Linked DNA regions of Mus musculus: region 2 is linked to region 1. The links are chromatin loops, found by intact Hi-C in ENCODE. Cell type or tissue: heart. All regions are shown on one strand.

Region 1 (8,000 bases):
GGAGATAAAGATTGCTGTGTTCTGTAGAGAAGCCATAGTCCCATGTGTCAGTATGTCCTGCCAGGCGTGCCAAATGTGAGGTATCTGACAATGTTGTGCCTGGAAGAGCTGAAGAAGTCTTTCGGAAGCATCTTGTGGTCTGTTCACCAGAGGCTTGCTCGGGTCATCTCATTCCATCCTCCTTGCAGCAGCCCTCTGTGGCAAGCTCAATTCTAGCTTTGGCTTCATAGGAGCAGGATAGGAGATTCAATGATACAAAGTAGCTACAAGCCAGCCAGTCAACATTGCTTGAATGCGCCGGGGTCAGACAGCACTCTGGATACAAGAGTGCTACAGGGATGAAACGGACAAGCCCGACTTACAGCCTCTGAGCTCGGGATGGTAGTCAGAACAAGGGTCTGCAGGACTTCAGGGTGTGAAGTGGACCCGCTGCAGTGAACCTCGGCCCAAGACCAAGGCAAAGATCTCAAATCAAATCACCACTGCACACAGGCATTTTCAGCATGCATCAACCTTTTGCCCTCCTCTGGCTGCTTTGATCAGGTTTCTCAAGGGAGCCTGTAGTTGCTAATGTTTGTTGACTGCCAGCTTCCAGCCAAGTGGAGACTGCTTTCCTCTCGGGGGCTGGGTTTGCACAGCCCAGCTCCCTGAGACATTTGCTACTTTGCAGGGGTCAGAGAGGCTATGATGCCTTTCTGGGGGTGCTCGGTGATCAGGCAAGTGTGGAACTGCGGTTTGGATTAGAACCAGAGCGGATTAGCTAGCTACATTTCATGGGCTTCGCTCTGTTCTTGATCCCCTGATTCTTAAATGAACTATTTGAACTGTTCTGAAACAAACAAACAAACAAACACAACTTTTTTCTTCCTACCGCATGGAGTCCAAGCCCTCGTGATGAGGCCACCATCTTCGCCTGCTTGTGGCTTAGCTGCCTTGGTGGATTGTTCTGGCCTAGTGTCTACCAATAACCACCGATCACCCACCAACTGTCTGGTGCTGCCCATTCCCAGGGCTGGGCTCAGAGACAGAGAGCTTTGCAGAAAAGTACCAGAGAATTGCCAGTGTCCTGAGGAGTGGAGGAGGATGAGAGGAAGGGGAGAGCGGTGGGAACTGGAGCTTACAAGGAGGCAGGAGGTGACCTGCAGCTTGCACTGACTTCAGGTGTAAACTGTATGCCTTGGGCCTGTGGAATCTTGAAACACGGGGGAGAAGTGATCAAGGTCCATAGAGACACAGATGACAAGTCTTATTCTTCAAGGGACTTCATGGCTGAAAAGCTTTGAAGGCCTGGAGCAGCCAGTGATGACCAGCTTATTGGGGAAAATATAAACTGCTGAGAATATTTCAGTTTCCCCATGGTCCTTTGAGACACTATACCCGGTGCACCTGAACATGATGAGACCCACCCCCACCCCAGGGAAGCTGCCTGGTACCCAGTGCTGGGGAATGTCCTCCCCTGCAATGCAACAGTCCCCAAGGAGCTGGGAGCAGAGTCCCAGTGCCCATTCACTTGGGGACAAGCAGGAGTTAAGTTTCCTAGGTTCACTCAGAGCGCCATTATCCAGGGGTAGTGGGCGTAGCACAAGGCCTGCAAACACCTGTGCAGGTGTTTGCTCTGCACTTGACTCTCCCCAACTGGGCGGTGTCTCAGGTATCCCGGAGGCCCAGACCTGCCCAGGGATTGAGCACTGGAATGCCTCTTGAGGGACCTAGTGCTCAGGCTTGGCAGGGACACCCCTGCTCATTGTTCCCCTTCATCCCCATCCCAGAGACCACTGTACCACCATCTTCTGGGACGCTCCACAGTGAGGCACCTTCTGCCACATGCTCCCCAGTGGGCGCTCACAGGGGTGGAAGGAGGGCGAGTGTAGCTTCATCCCTGGCAAATCTCTCATTGTGCTTCTGTTAGATCTCTGGCATGGATGGATGGATGATCCAAAGGGCACAGGAGGGTTCCAGTTGTGTCACAGAGTACATATCTTTCCACAGGACCAAACTATGACCTAAAACTCCACCACCCTCAGCCCAACATAGCAGTCTCTCATCACCTGCCTCAGTTTCTCTGAATGCCATCTGTTTTCCACTCAAGTCATAAAAGAGTTGGACAAATGAGAAAACAGAAAAACAAACAAACAAACAACAACAAAAAAAAATCAATTTTAACTGCCAGTGTGGTCTTCTTGTGTAGTTTTTTTTTTTTTTTTTTTTTTTTTTTTGGACAAATAAGGGAGATTGCAAAAGAGCAAATGGCCTCTTACCCCAGGCCCTGATGGGGTCTGGAGCAGCACTGGACCCACCCATCAGGGAATTGACTGTTATACAACATGCTGGCCGTGAGAAAATGGCCAGGCTCTAGGTTAGGGACTCCTGTGTACTGTTGTCCTCAAATTCCATTTTAAAAAAACCTAGCCAATGTCCTTTAAAGATGCTGCCTGCATTTTAAAACACCAGAGCCATCAATTCTTGCCTCACAGTGTTAGTACTGCAGGAAGATAAGCCTTTCCTTGTCTTGCTCCATAGTTCTCCTCTGACATAAGGACCAGCTAGCGCAAAGCCAGGTGACACTTATGGCTATAGCCTCCCTTCTGAAAAATCACACAGTTTTTATAAGTGCAGCTGTGCTGCTCAGACTGGACATGACTCTCGCTGACCAGAGGAACAGTCTTGCTTGGTCTCCACTGACCAGCCCAGGAAGCTGAAAGAAGCCCTAGCTAAGAGGCTGGGTATCCCCACCACCACCTTACTCCCTGTTGGGAGCCATTTTGCTGGAATGGCTCCCAACATTTTCCTCTCCAGACTTCATTGGCTGACCTAGGCCCCGAACTCCTGTTTGAACTCTGCTCCTTGGGAGTGGGATAACCCCACACGTTGCTTTGTTCATATTTTGCCACCAGGCCTCACTGGTGGTTGATGTGTGTGAATCCAAGGGTAAAGGCCCTTAGAGATGCCTGAGAAGAGAAGAAGGATCCTAAGGTTTGTCGTTTGCATGCGTGGAAGGGAATAGAAGCCTCTGCAGCCTCTGGTAGACAATATCCCAAGAGGAACAGTGAGGAGGCCCTGGGACCCCACTGGGTGGCTCCACAGGCCTGGGTGGGAGAAACTCCTGTCCAGTGAGCACACAGTACCTTGGGCTGGCTGTCAGAAAACCACTCAGCAAATGAATGCCAGAACTTACTGTTGGGAAACACAGGCTCCAGACTTGGCCCCGTGCTTCTTAACCAGGGTAAAGGAGTCACTTTGGTGAAGACCCAGGCAAGGCCCAGAGCTTGATCCTACCAAGGAATGTTCTTACTCTCTGTTACAGTGAATACCAGAAGGGGATGTGGCAATTTCACGCATTCCAAGTCGAACTCTAGCCTGCTGGTCTCAGCCACAAGGCCCAACTGGACAGGGTTAAGAGAATGAGCCAGGGACCCTGAGCTGGCCTTTAGGTGTCAGGACCTCAGACAGAGCCAAAAGCAAGCTGGGAAGTGTCACCTGCCAGAGCTTCTTAGGGTGACAGGATCCTGACTTTCTTCACTGAGTCTCCCCTCACCAGGGGTCACCAGTGATCTATTCAGACCTACAATCTGTTTCGCTTACTTCACTTTTGTTCAGGCAATGTCTGTTTTCAGCAGACAACCACCCAGGGCTAGGCACTGCTGGTAACACAGAAACCAAACAGGGACCCACCATGCCCTGCTTGGCAAAAGTGCAGAGGGGTGAGAGAGTATATGTCTTCAGTGGGGAGAGGCTGCCCCCTGGTGGTTTGAAGCTGTACTGCATATGACGCAGCCTGGAGGGCAGGCAAGAGCTTTTTTGCATCAGCTTACACTGTTTTCTTTCAGAGCCCACCAGACACATAATTTAGCAACATCCATTTTGGCACTATGTACACCAGTAAAACCAGCAAACACAACCTGGAGTGCCAGATCTTAAATATCCACCGGCACACCACCCAGGGACCAGCCAAGCCTGAGAGCAGAGAGTTCTCGATAAGCAATATTCTCTCATTGAGCCCCAGTTCACATGTCCGTGAGAAAAGGAATTCGTCATTACAAGAAAAACTGTGACACACCTAGGGTGTTGGAAACAGGAAAACCTGGCCAAGATAAAGCCCCCACCTTTTGTGGGGTTTGTGTTCCAGTGGGAGACAAAAATAAATGAGAAAATTCAAATACGTTCTGTCTAATACAATCCAGGTGAAAGGTGAGCAGAGCTGTTTGAATATGAAGTGGGGCATATGGAGAGAGGGTAACTGCGAGCCGTGCTAGGTGAGCCCTGGAGGGGATTTGTTCTAAAGTCAAAAGTGCTCCAGTTAGAAGGAACAGTAAGGGTGTACTGGCAGGTGCCAGAGACTCCTCGCCTGGAAGTCAGCTATCTCAAGTGCTGTCGTTGGACCAGCAGAGAGGGAGCAAGTCACAGAGGAGACTGGAGGGACTTTAAGAACCCAGTCTTAAGAGTGAGGAATGCCAACAAGGCTTGCAGAGCAAGTGACACCTCCTGCTATACCAACTTGAAAAATCGCCTTGCCTACCCTCTCGAGCACCAATCTTGTGCACCGTGCATTTCCATCTGTGCTGTTGCCCCTATTCCTAGAAAGGACTCGGGGCACAGAGAGACTGGGAGTCTCCTCAAAGACACAACTATTTGGGGGTTCTGAAGCATGCAGTGCAGTTCCAGTGGCTTTGCATCTCATGCACAGCCACACTGGGGCCTCCTTCCTTCCACGTCCACTGTGTGGTACTTACTCGGGTTGCTGGAGCTTCCTCCTGTTCCTTATACCCTTCCTCTTTCTCCCCTAGACCCTTTCCACCCTCCCAGTTCCCAACAAGGATAAGTAAATGCCTTTAATTGTCATCTGGATACAGTCTAGAATTACCTGAGAAAAGAGTCTTAATGTGATGCTGTCTCCATGGGTTTTCAGTGAACATGACTGTGGAAGATTAATTAACTAAATTGACGTGGGAAGACCCAGTCCACTTTGGGTGGAACCCTTGCCTAGGCAGGGGGTTCTGAACCATATAGAAGCAGAGAAATTGAGTTGCACATAAGCAGGCAAACAAGTGAGCATATATGCATTTGTTTCTCTGCTCTTAGCTGTGGCTGTGCTGTGAGTAGCTGCCTCAAGATCCCTGCCTTGGTGCCTTCTGTGCTACGATGGATCACCACCTTAAAATTTACGCTAAAATAAACCCATTATTTTCTAAGTTGCTTTTTATCAGGGTATTTTATTACAGAAACAGAAGTGAAAGTAGAACATAAATTGGTACCAGGAGTTGGGGCTGTTATGATAAACCTGATCGAGTGACACTGAAATAACCACACACACACACACACACACACACACACACACACACACACACCCAAGCTGGTTTATTTCCTGAGTACTTTTTCACAGCAACAGAAATACAATTAGAACAGCATATATTTCTTGACTTTATGTTTGGCTGCATTAGACTCTACCTGGACCATCTTCTAGAGCCAGTTCTACATCCCACTGGTCCTTCTGGCTTTGAAGTCCCAGCCTGACTAGGAACTTCTTGGTGTTATAATCATGATGAACCTATGATATGACCAAGTACTGTGCATTAGGCAAGGAGCACTTGTGTGACATCTCCTTTCATATTCTCAAGCACGTAGCCAAGAAGTTGAGAATGTCATCTCCACTCAGGTCCACCCACAAAACCATAGTTGGGGCACTTATTAATATTATTAATAAATCATCTTAAATGTTATTAAGAATTTTCAGAGAAGAGTATGGAGCCAACCATGAGTGTCAAAAAACATTTAAACAGTTACCAAGGATGCCCGCATTCACTGAAGAAGAAACTTGAGACTCAGAGAAATGAAGACATATCCCCGGGGCACTTCGAGCATGGTGGAGTGTGCTCTCTACTGTAACTCTTGTGGTGGTTACTTTTGTATGTTTGCTTGGTCAAACACTATTCCGGATATGTCTATGGCAAAGTTTTCCCATGAAATTGACATTTTATTTCATGTATTTTGTAAAGCAGATAGGCCTCTTCTATGGAGCTAGAAATCACCAAATCAGGTAAAGGTCTGAATTACGGAGAAAGTTCTATTGACATGGGTGAGAGACGGTGTCTCCCATCTGACCACTTTCTAATGGGGACGTTGATCTGGAAAGAAAAAAATCTGCTCCCACTGAGTCTCTTGTCTTCTGCCATCAGATTAGATTTATCCACCAGCCTTCCTGCCTCCTGGGACTTTGAGCTTAAATGGGAACTACACTCTTGTCCCTTCTGGGTTACCATTTTGCTGTCACCACAGATATTATGACTTGTCATTCTTATGATTATTATATGAGGCAAAGCCTTAAGATAAATATTTATGTTAATATGTAATATGTAAATATTTATGATAAATATCTATCTATATATCTATCTATCTATCATCTATATCTAACATCTGTTTACCTATCTATTCCATGTATACTATCTACTAGGCACAAAGGGTGCTAAGCCCTTCCTAGACTTGAGCTTTCTCTATTTCTCAGAGTCTGTCTATAGTACTCGGGGACTGAAAGAAGCCCTGCCTACCTTACTGGGGCCATTGTGGAGGTCTGGGGACATGGGATCTTGAAGCTCCCTGGCCTGCAGCAGTGGATGTGTGGAAGCTGTCAGATGAGAGTGCAGGCACCTTCAGGTGTGGCCAAGGGTCTTTCCTCAGCCTCTTCACTATCCAGAAAGCAGTTATGTACTCTGCTCAGCATCGTTTCCATATAAAGCACCGTCCGTGCTCCTGAAGCTCAGACATAGTAAAAAAGGAAACCAGCTCATTTCTCATGGAGAAGCTAAGACACGAACTGAGCAGGAAAGGGCTGAGAAGCAGAAGGGGAGCGGCCACATTAGAGGGGTCAGCAGAGGCAAATACATGGAGAAGGTGACATGCGGGTAAAGATACTTAAGGGAACAGCAGTCCAGGAAGATGGCACAGCAAACATTGGGACCTAGAGACAGTACCTACTTAGCCTGCCTAAGGAGCACGAAGGAGGCAGGCCCAGATGTCTGAGGCCATGTGTGCAGCATGGGAGTGCCAGGGGAGGAGAAGAGGCCTGGGGTAATGGTCTAGGTCTCCATGGAGCTTCTGGACCCACAGCACCCTTCAGCTCTTCCTCCTTTCAGGTTGGAATCCTGCAGGGGGTTGAACAGATACTGCTGTGAGTAGGACCACACAAGGGATTTGACTCATTCATTTTTTTTTCCTAATCTGATTCAATTAAACTCATCTATCCCTTGAGATCCAAATGGAAGGGAAAGGTAGAGAAGGGGGGCATTTTGTCTTCCAGAGCTGGGACATCTCCCACCTGACATTTGAACACTCCGGATTCAGATATACCAGCAACTGTCCCAGATTGCCAGGCACCCTGGTTTCAGGTGCTTAGAGACACTGAATTATTCCTTGCATTGTAGAGTCTGGACTTCTCCAGACCCATAGCACACACCAATGCCTAGAAGTCATTTGCTTCACACCATGAGAGAAATGTGAGCTATCTCTGGAGCTGGGGAGATGCTCAGTGGTTAAGAACATGTCTGCTCTTGCAGAGGACCTAGCTTCAGTTCCTTGGAATTTATCATTGTCACTGTTTCAGAATTCCGGAGGCAAATCTCCTAACTTCTGTATCCATGAACTTGTTTCAAGCCTTTTGAAGACACCTGTGTTTTACTGTGGTCTATGGGCTTTCACTGTCATGTTCTGCAGTTCATATGTAAACACAGTGATCCTTTGGAGACCCTCATCCTGACTCTTGGTTATTTGGGATGTTGTCATCTATGTTAGGTGGCTCTGACTAATGCATCGGACACTGGGAAGTATGAGCCTGACATAACACATGACTTTGGCAGCCACCTTGCGTTGGGTGCTCTGCTTGGCTCTATTGGGCCAGTTTTCACCGTAAACCAAAGGCAGCTGTCAGTCGTATTCTGTAGTAGAAATGCTGTCCTGAGACAGGACATTTGCCCAAGGGCACAGAAGGAGAACTGAGGCTGAACAGAGCC
Region 2 (8,000 bases), 510 kb before region 1:
GTTCCAACTACCAAAGTTGTCATATCCTCAATGTCGGTGAGCACTGACAACCCACACAAATCTCCGTCCTCTTTGTTAATCAAAAATAAGAACTCCCAAGTTTGCCAGGAGTGCCTGAGGAGCAAGGTCTGCGCAGCTGCAAGCTCCCACATAGCACCAAGTGCAGACTTCCTGAGAGACACTATTTCTTCAAGGTTCAAACAGTCTCTCAGCCTCTACTGATTGACCCAAAACATAGCAAAGGCTTTGCTGAAACATTTCACTCAAAGCCAGACACAGAGACTTCACTTTACAAATCACTACATCTTCCCCCTTTCTGTTTTTAAGTGGATTTGTTAGGACTAACAATTATGTTGGAGATTATGGAGATGTGCAGTAAATATGGCCTTTTGTCTAGTTTTCTAACAGTTTTATGCAAATAAAGTCAGAATATATTTCAAAGCCAGTAAACTTATCACAACAGGTTACACTTCCAAACTTCTTGAAGAAAGTCAGGGCAGGAACCTGGAGGCAGAAGCTGATGGAGAGGTCATGGAAGCATGCTGCTTACTGGCTTGCTTCCGGTGGTTTGCTCAGCCTGATTTCTTATAGAACCAAAGCCACCAGCCAAGGGATGGCACCACCCACAGTGGGCTGGGCCCTCCCTCGTCCACCACTAATTAGGAAGATGACTTATAGGCCTGCCTACAGCCACATTTTATGGAGGCATTTTCTTAACCGAAGTTTCCCTCCTCTCAAATGACTTGTTTACATAAAGCTATACAGCGCAATAGGTGGCTGACTCTTGGCAAACTAATATACAGTTATGTTCCTAAATCTTACAGATAGAATAATGCTTCTTGACTTTTTAAGATTTGAAGAATTTCAGGAATGTAGTTCAAAAAGTAGAATGAGTGTGGGGGTCCAGATGTTCCTTGCTCTGGGGGAATACCCATGGTAATGTTAATGCATTTGATATGTGCTGTTATCCTGGACACCCACTGGCTTTATCCAGACTGAGACACATTACAAACTTTAGAGCATATCTAGGGGAAGTGGTTTCATTTATAGTATTAGGAACCTGTAGAGCCCAGGAATGAGAGATGGCTGTGATTGTTAATATTGCCAACCTGTTATGATCACTGATGAGATGTGATTCTGGGCAAGTCTCTGATTAAGTTTCTTCTTTTGTTTATGTGAGGAGCTTTCTAAATTGGGATGACAAAAGTGGAAAGACTCCAAATGAGGGCAACCTATGGACTGGGGTCCTGGACTGAATTGAAAGCAACAAGCAACTGGAACACCAGCATTCATCTTCCTCTGCTTCCAGTGGATCCAATGTGGCAATCGGCATCATGTTTCTGCTGACATGATTTTCCTGCCACATCCCACTGTACCCTTGAACACCGAGGCAAAACAAAAGCTCAAACTGCCTTTTGTGGGTAATGAGAAACATAACTAATTTGGTGGCTGAAGATGGAAATGTATTTTGAAGAGAAAATGGAGGAAGCTGGCAAGTTGAGGGTAAAGAAGAGGCAAGAACCAAGGGAAACAGGTTAACTGGGTAGACAACAGTGCTTTCTATTACTTTAGTGGAAAAGAGGAGAGCAAACTTCATAGTTTTTTTTTTTGAAGTAATGAACTTGATCTAGGGTCAATAAATGTTTAAATCTGTAATGATTGCAAGTAGACTGATCCTGAATAATTTCTAGACATTACTGCTCAGTTGATGGAATTATTGAGTATATGTGAAGCCTTGGGTTTTGCTATCACTTCAAAGTACAACTAAGAATATACAATTGAAAAGTGAACCTCGATGTAAACTTGAACATCGTGTAGGGAAATATAGTGTATGTTCATGGTACAAGCATTTGACGGGGTGTGTCCAGTTACACAAGTGCATACAGAGGGCAGAGGGAAGCCATTCCTGTCGGTTGCCTTGAGATGGGGTTTCACCCGGGTTTTCACAGCTCTCTGGGTACACCTGTCTCCAACCTGAAATGTTGGGTTACAGGCACAAGCAGCTTTGCTATTCACACCTTCTGACATGGTACATGGTAGAAGAAGAAAATAGTAGGGATAAATAAATTCATATTACATTGTATACCTGTGTGGAATTCTCAAGAATAAAGGATTTGTTAAGAATTAGTTGAATGTGTTATATATATATAATATTTCATATTAAATATATTATATATATATACACATATATATTCTCCCAAAATAGCCATGATTTTGTTGCCTGAAAAACCAAGGAAACTTGTGTGGGTATGGAGAAGGATGAAGAGAAGCAAATGGTTTAGGATAGGCCCTTGTATTGGGCCAATGGCAACCATGTGAGAGGAAGAGCTTTTCCTCTCCAACCAAGAGAGACAGAGAACGTTATGCACTTCATCATGCACCACACCACACTTAGCAGCCAATTCTCCTCTGGGTTTTGCTTCTTATTTTTGTTTGGTCTTTTGAGAACAGGTCTCACTCACACTGTAGCTCTGATTGGTCTTGTATTCTCTTTGTAGACCAAGCTGGCCTTGAACTTACCATGACTCTCCTTACTGCCCCTCCAGAGGCATGTACCACCCTTCTTATGTCAGCTGTAGTTCACTTCAGCACGCACTGATTTTGTTCTTGAGTGATGACTACAGTTTGAACACATCTTTTATGAATAAAAAGTACCATAAAAGCTTATTTTTCTTATACCACACCCCTCTCACACATTTTTATTTGGTAGTTCTCTGAGGTCTGTCAGTCTGTGTTTTTAGGAAGGGTAAAGAGTTTGACACAGTCTCCTGTAGCACAGGCTTGCCTCAAACTCTTGCTCCTCCTGTGTGCTGCTATGCTCCTATGCGCAGCTCCTTTCTGAGTGCTGGGATCATACCCCAACTCCAAGCTCGCTAATATTTACAAAAAAAAAAAATTCTATAATCCGAGTTTTCTGCCAGCATGTATTGGGGATAAGGATGTGCATTTCCGGTCCTATTTCTTCCCACTAGCTGCCACCTGGCAGCCCAGGACTCAGGAATATTCAACCATTGCTCCCTTCAAGCCCAGAAAGAGAGAGAGAAATATGCTGTCCTCGCTTCACCGCCTATTTGATGTCCCGCACTTTACCTTTCAAAGCCTTCCTTTAAAGGTTTCTAGTCTCTCTTTGTACAGAGGATGCCCAACGTAACCAAACCAAACAGGAAACCCTAATGGCTTGAAGGTGGGGCAGGGAAGTTGATAACATCTGGAGTAAACCCAACTCTGGGACCCTTAAAGTGTCCAGAAAGTATGAAAAGAAGCGCCAAGGACACCTGGCCTAGGGTACTAGGGTCAGGGACAGCTGACACATGTTATTCACAAGGTCCAGAGGGCCACCTGAGTAGCAGCCTGGACTAAGGCATCTTCTCTGGACTCGCATCCTCGCTTGTTGCTCCTCCTCAACGTCGCCAGAGGGCGCGGCGTGGTGCTGGGGCACTGCGCCTGCGCACCCGGCGCAAAGGTTTCTGGAGACTGCAGCAAGGGCATGAAGACCGCGGCGGCTCGTGGGGCCACTCGCAGAGACGGACAGCCCAAACTAGGACTGTGCGTCCTCTGCGGCTTGCCGGCGGCCGGAAAGTCGACTTTTGCACGTGCGCTGGCCCTCCGCCTGCGGCGGGAGCGGGGTTGGGCCGTGGGCGTCCTCTCCTACGACGATGTGCTGCCTCTTGCGCTCCCGGACTGCGATGGCACACAGCCTCGGGTCAGCATCGGGTGGGGGCGGACGGGTTTGCAGGCTCGGCCCAGGCGGTGAGGCTGTGGGTGGATCCTGCAGTGCCTGGGTGGGAAGGGAAGCCTGACCGGAGCCGGTGGCTAGGGGAGCTGGCTAGCTCCGCTCTGTAGACCTTTTTCGGAATAATATGGTCAGAGCTTTGTAGAGGTGTTTATGCCAAATTTGGTACGTTCACATACTGCATATTCTATGCAGTGGAGCTTTAAGATAAGGCCTAGCTATGTTGTCTGGGTTAGTCTCAAACTCCCGAGCTCAAGGATCACCCAGACCCCTCCCGTACAAGAGTCCTAAGGCAGAGTGAAGTTTTACATTTAGTGTACAAGGTAGACATCCTAGGCAGATACACCCTGATAATAATCCCTTGGTAGTTTCTCCGTAGCGCCTAGGACCTAGGCAAAGAAAGGGATCTTTAAAAAAAAAAAAAAAGGTTAAAACCAGAATCTGTAGGACTGGAGCTCTGTAGCTCTGTACCATTTTGGAACTCCCCATGAGAATAAAGAATACAAGTGATAAATAACAAAATTGCTAGGTCCCTCCAGGAAAGTTTTACCAAACCAAGGGCCTGGTCTGCCAATAGTATTGAAAAACGTGGTGATTTCTTGGTTGACAGCCAGGTGGAGTGATAAGCTTGAATTGTATGTGCCAAGTATATACTCCTTAATCCTTGCATTTACACCCCAGTGAGGTGCACCCCTGCTGGAAGCCGACTACATGGCAATAGAGTCCGGTCTCCAGTTGCATACTTAACTCTAAAGCAGATATCTCCTGACATCTTAAATTGTTACATTTGTTGCTTAGTGCTCAGGTGTAGAAAAGTTACATGAATTTAAGGCAAATAGGATGACTACATTTTCTAAGTATATTCAGAGTACCCGCACACAAAGATAAGTATATGCAAAGCCTCAGTGTATTTGGAATGTGGGAAACATGTATTTCTTCATCAGAAGATGCCGCTTCTGCTTTGGCTCTGAGGACAACAACAGCATTGTAATTGGGTAACTTGTAGGTAGGACTCCCGCCACGTTGGAGGAAGATAATGGTTACTGATGAGGATTGGCTTGCCTTCGCCTTTATTACTGCATTTTTATTTTCTCCACTCCCTCCCCCGCCCCCCACCCCAGGCCTTATTTGGTCAGTGTGGTTAGAAAATCTCCACCCTTTAGGCAGTGACACACATTTCCTTCTCTGGGTTAATCTGGGGTACTTTTTTGTAGATAGGGCAAGAGCAGGGCTCCTCTCCTGCCCTTTTGTATCTCCTCCAGTCTTGACTGCAGAACCACTCTCCTCTCACCATCCCTCAAAACACAAAACTACCTGTATTCTCAGGCTCCTTGTCTCCTTCCTTCTGTTTCTGCCATCTTTCCCAATCTCACAATCCAATTGTTGGCCTGAGGTCTTCAAATTTTGACCAAAGGACCTTCAAATGGACTTGTCTTACTGGTTGGTATCCCTTTTCATTCCAAGAACAAACCAACATTGGCATAGCTTAGGTTGTTTTAATCCAGCAGGATCTTGGTTGTGGCTCTTTTGGTCTCCTATATAAAGGGATTTCATTCTCATATATTCCTGCATGCACGCACCCATCCATCCATCCATTTCGGACACATTTCTAGAACACCTGTAAGGTGCCAGCCAGCCTCTGTGCTGGCGGCGGGTGGTCTGGCAGGGAGAAATATGAAGGTGCACAGAAGTACCTGGCTGATACATGCCCTGTTAGAATAGGGACAATGGACAGAATAGGGCTGGATTGCCTTCTACATAATTGAGTCTGACAACGCTTCACACAGCTCTGGGACTTTGGAAATATTCCAGGGAGAAAGGGTGCAGGAACTATAAAGACGGGAAGGTATGAGGAACGGCGTCACCTGAGAGCTGCACGTGCTTCAGTATTGTGGCGTGCAAGTTTAAATGGGAAGAGGATGGCAATAAAACAAGACAATGAGCCTACTGGCCAAAATTCAGGCATGGTGTCGCATACCTTTACTCACAGCACTTGTAAGGCAGGGGCAGGTGGATCTCTGTGGATTCAGAACAGCTGGGGCGATTATACCCTCCCTGTCTTGGGAAAAAAAAATGCCTAATATAAATTTCAATTCTTTGTTGTTGTGTTTTGTAGCCATCCCAGTGGAAAATGTTCCGACAAGAACTGTTAAAGCACCTGGAATGCTTCCTCGTGGCGGTCATTAGTGGGGCTCAGATGTCTGCCCCACCCAACAGGACTGAGGCCGTGTGGGAAGACTTCATAACCTGCTTAAAAAGTCAGGATTTGATGATCTTTCCTACAGCACTAGAGGCCCAGCCTTGCCACCTCTTGGCAAAACCTGCTGTTTCTAGACCTTTGTTTTTGGTGTTAGATGACAACTTTTATTACCAAAGTATGAGATATGAAGTCTACCAACTGGCTCGGAAATGTAATTACAACATTTTTTTTTCCTTACATGTGGAAACATCGATTCACATATATCAAAATCACAGCTGCCTTTAGTGAGATTTTAATTGGATTGGGTTTATATGGATTTAGTTTTTAAAGAGGGTATTCAGTATTGCAAATGGAGTTTCTCCTGCATCCTCTGGGACTGGTATATATTTATTTCACATTTCTGGAGAGACAAACTGGTAATTTGGTTATTTAAAACTGTTTTCAGATTCGCTAGGCTTTTGCCAGCTCTTTTTAGACTGTCCCCTGGAGACATGTTTGAAGAGGAATGGTGAGAGGTCCCAGCCACTGCCTGACGAGACCATCCAGCTCATGGGGAGAAAGATAGAGAAGCCCAACCCTGAGAAAAATGCCTGGGAACACAACAGCCTCATAATTCAGAGTTCAGCATGTTCTCTGGAAGCCAGGTATTCTCCTCTAAGCCATTTTGGTGCTCTCCTGCTAGGTATCATGGGAAACATACGCTTAACTGTATGGGGTTGACCGTTCTCCCACAGGCTCGGGGAATTGTGTGCTGGAGCAAACGAAACCAAGAAAGTTTAGTTTGTTCAGGGTCACCAAACTTTTAACGGCTAAGATTTGAATCCAAGTTTCTTTATAAATGTCTGCTTTTAACTGTTCAAACTGTAATGTCTCAGGCTGGGGAGATAACTCATTGGGTAAAGGGCTTGCTGCACTGAACCTGAAGCTCAGATTTGTACAGCTGGGCATAGCTACTCACATCTATAATCCCAGCACTGGGTGGGGGTGGTACTCAGGACTAGCCATTCTACTGAAAGACCCTGTCTTTTGGTATTCTTGTTAAAGTTGCCTACTAAGTAGGTTGTGAAATGTTTTTATAGAAATCTATTGAGTTCAGTGGTCAAGCACCTGTGTAACTTGTGCAAAGTCATAGTATAATACTCCTCAAAAGTCTTAAATTGTAATTAAATTAATATTGGGTTCTGGTTTGTCCTAGAGCTCTTTCTAGTCATCCTGCCCATGTGAATGTGAAACTTTCCATTGGTGATATATCTGTAGAATTTGTAACATTCTTGATAGAAATTTCATGAATGATGGAAATGTTCTCTGTTCTGTCCAATATGGGAGCAGCCAGGCATGAGAGTTATTGAAGACTTAAATGTATCTAATGTTAGTGATATGTGAGCTGATAGTTAATATGGCCTCATATGGTGACAAACTGTGCTGTTGTTAAACAGTGTAGATCTCAGATACATTGTGCACATTAGTAAATAATTTTTAAGCTTAAATTTGTTTTTTTTTTTTTTCCATTTTTTATTAGGTATTTAGCTCATTTACATTTCCAATGCTATACCAAAAGTCCCCCTTACCCACCCACCCCCACTCCCCTACCCACCCACTCCCCCCCTTTGGCCCTGGCGTTCCCCTGTACCGGGGCACACAAAGTCTGCGTGTCCAATGGGCCTCTCTTTCCAGTGATGGCCGACTAGGCCATCTTTTGATACATATGCAGCTAGAGTCAAGAGCTCAGGGGTACTGGTTAGTTCATAATGTTGTTCCACCTATAGGGTTGAAGATCCCTTTAGCTCCTTGGGTACTTTCTCTAGCTCCTCCATTGGGAGCCCTGTGATCCATCCATTAGCTGACTGTGAGCATCCACTTCTGTGTTTGCTAGGCCCCGGCATAGTCTCACAAGAGACAGCTACATCTGGGTCCTTTCGATAAAATCTTGCTAGTATATGCAATGGTGTCAGCGTTTGGATGCTGATTATGGGGTGGATCCCTGGATATGGCAGTCTCTACATGGTCCATCCTTTCATCTCAGCTCCAAACTTTGTTTCTGTAACTCCTTCCATGGGTGTTTTGTTC

What was found. Peaks named below come from ENCODE experiments on the same cell type or tissue, not always from the same donor. Only the 100,000 strongest peaks of a DNase experiment are listed, where the experiment ranks them.
Region 2: a loop joins it to region 1, with 8 times the contacts of the local background. A loop is called at or near these places in 5 of 42 quality-filtered maps.

What each region holds. Positions count from the first base shown.
Region 1 is chr7:131,878,712-131,886,711 of GRCm38, forward strand. No RefSeq gene overlaps it. Among named protein-coding and RNA genes, the nearest start is that of Gm34645, 55 kb to the left of the region's middle. In heart, a CTCF peak has its summit at 3,753 (motif pointing left); no DNase peak of the experiment used is centred here; H3K27me3 peaks cover 3,513 bases.
Region 2 is chr7:131,367,687-131,375,686 of GRCm38, forward strand. Pstk (phosphoseryl-tRNA kinase) reads left to right here and starts at 3,460. Exons shown (of 6, transcript NM_001039534.1): 1 at 3,460-3,703; 2 at 5,850-6,144; 3 at 6,379-6,577. The coding sequence starts at 3,488. In heart, CTCF peaks have their summits at 3,417, 3,618 and 4,423; a DNase peak (open chromatin) is centred at 3,465; H3K4me3 peaks cover 1,575 bases; H3K27ac peaks cover 1,143 bases.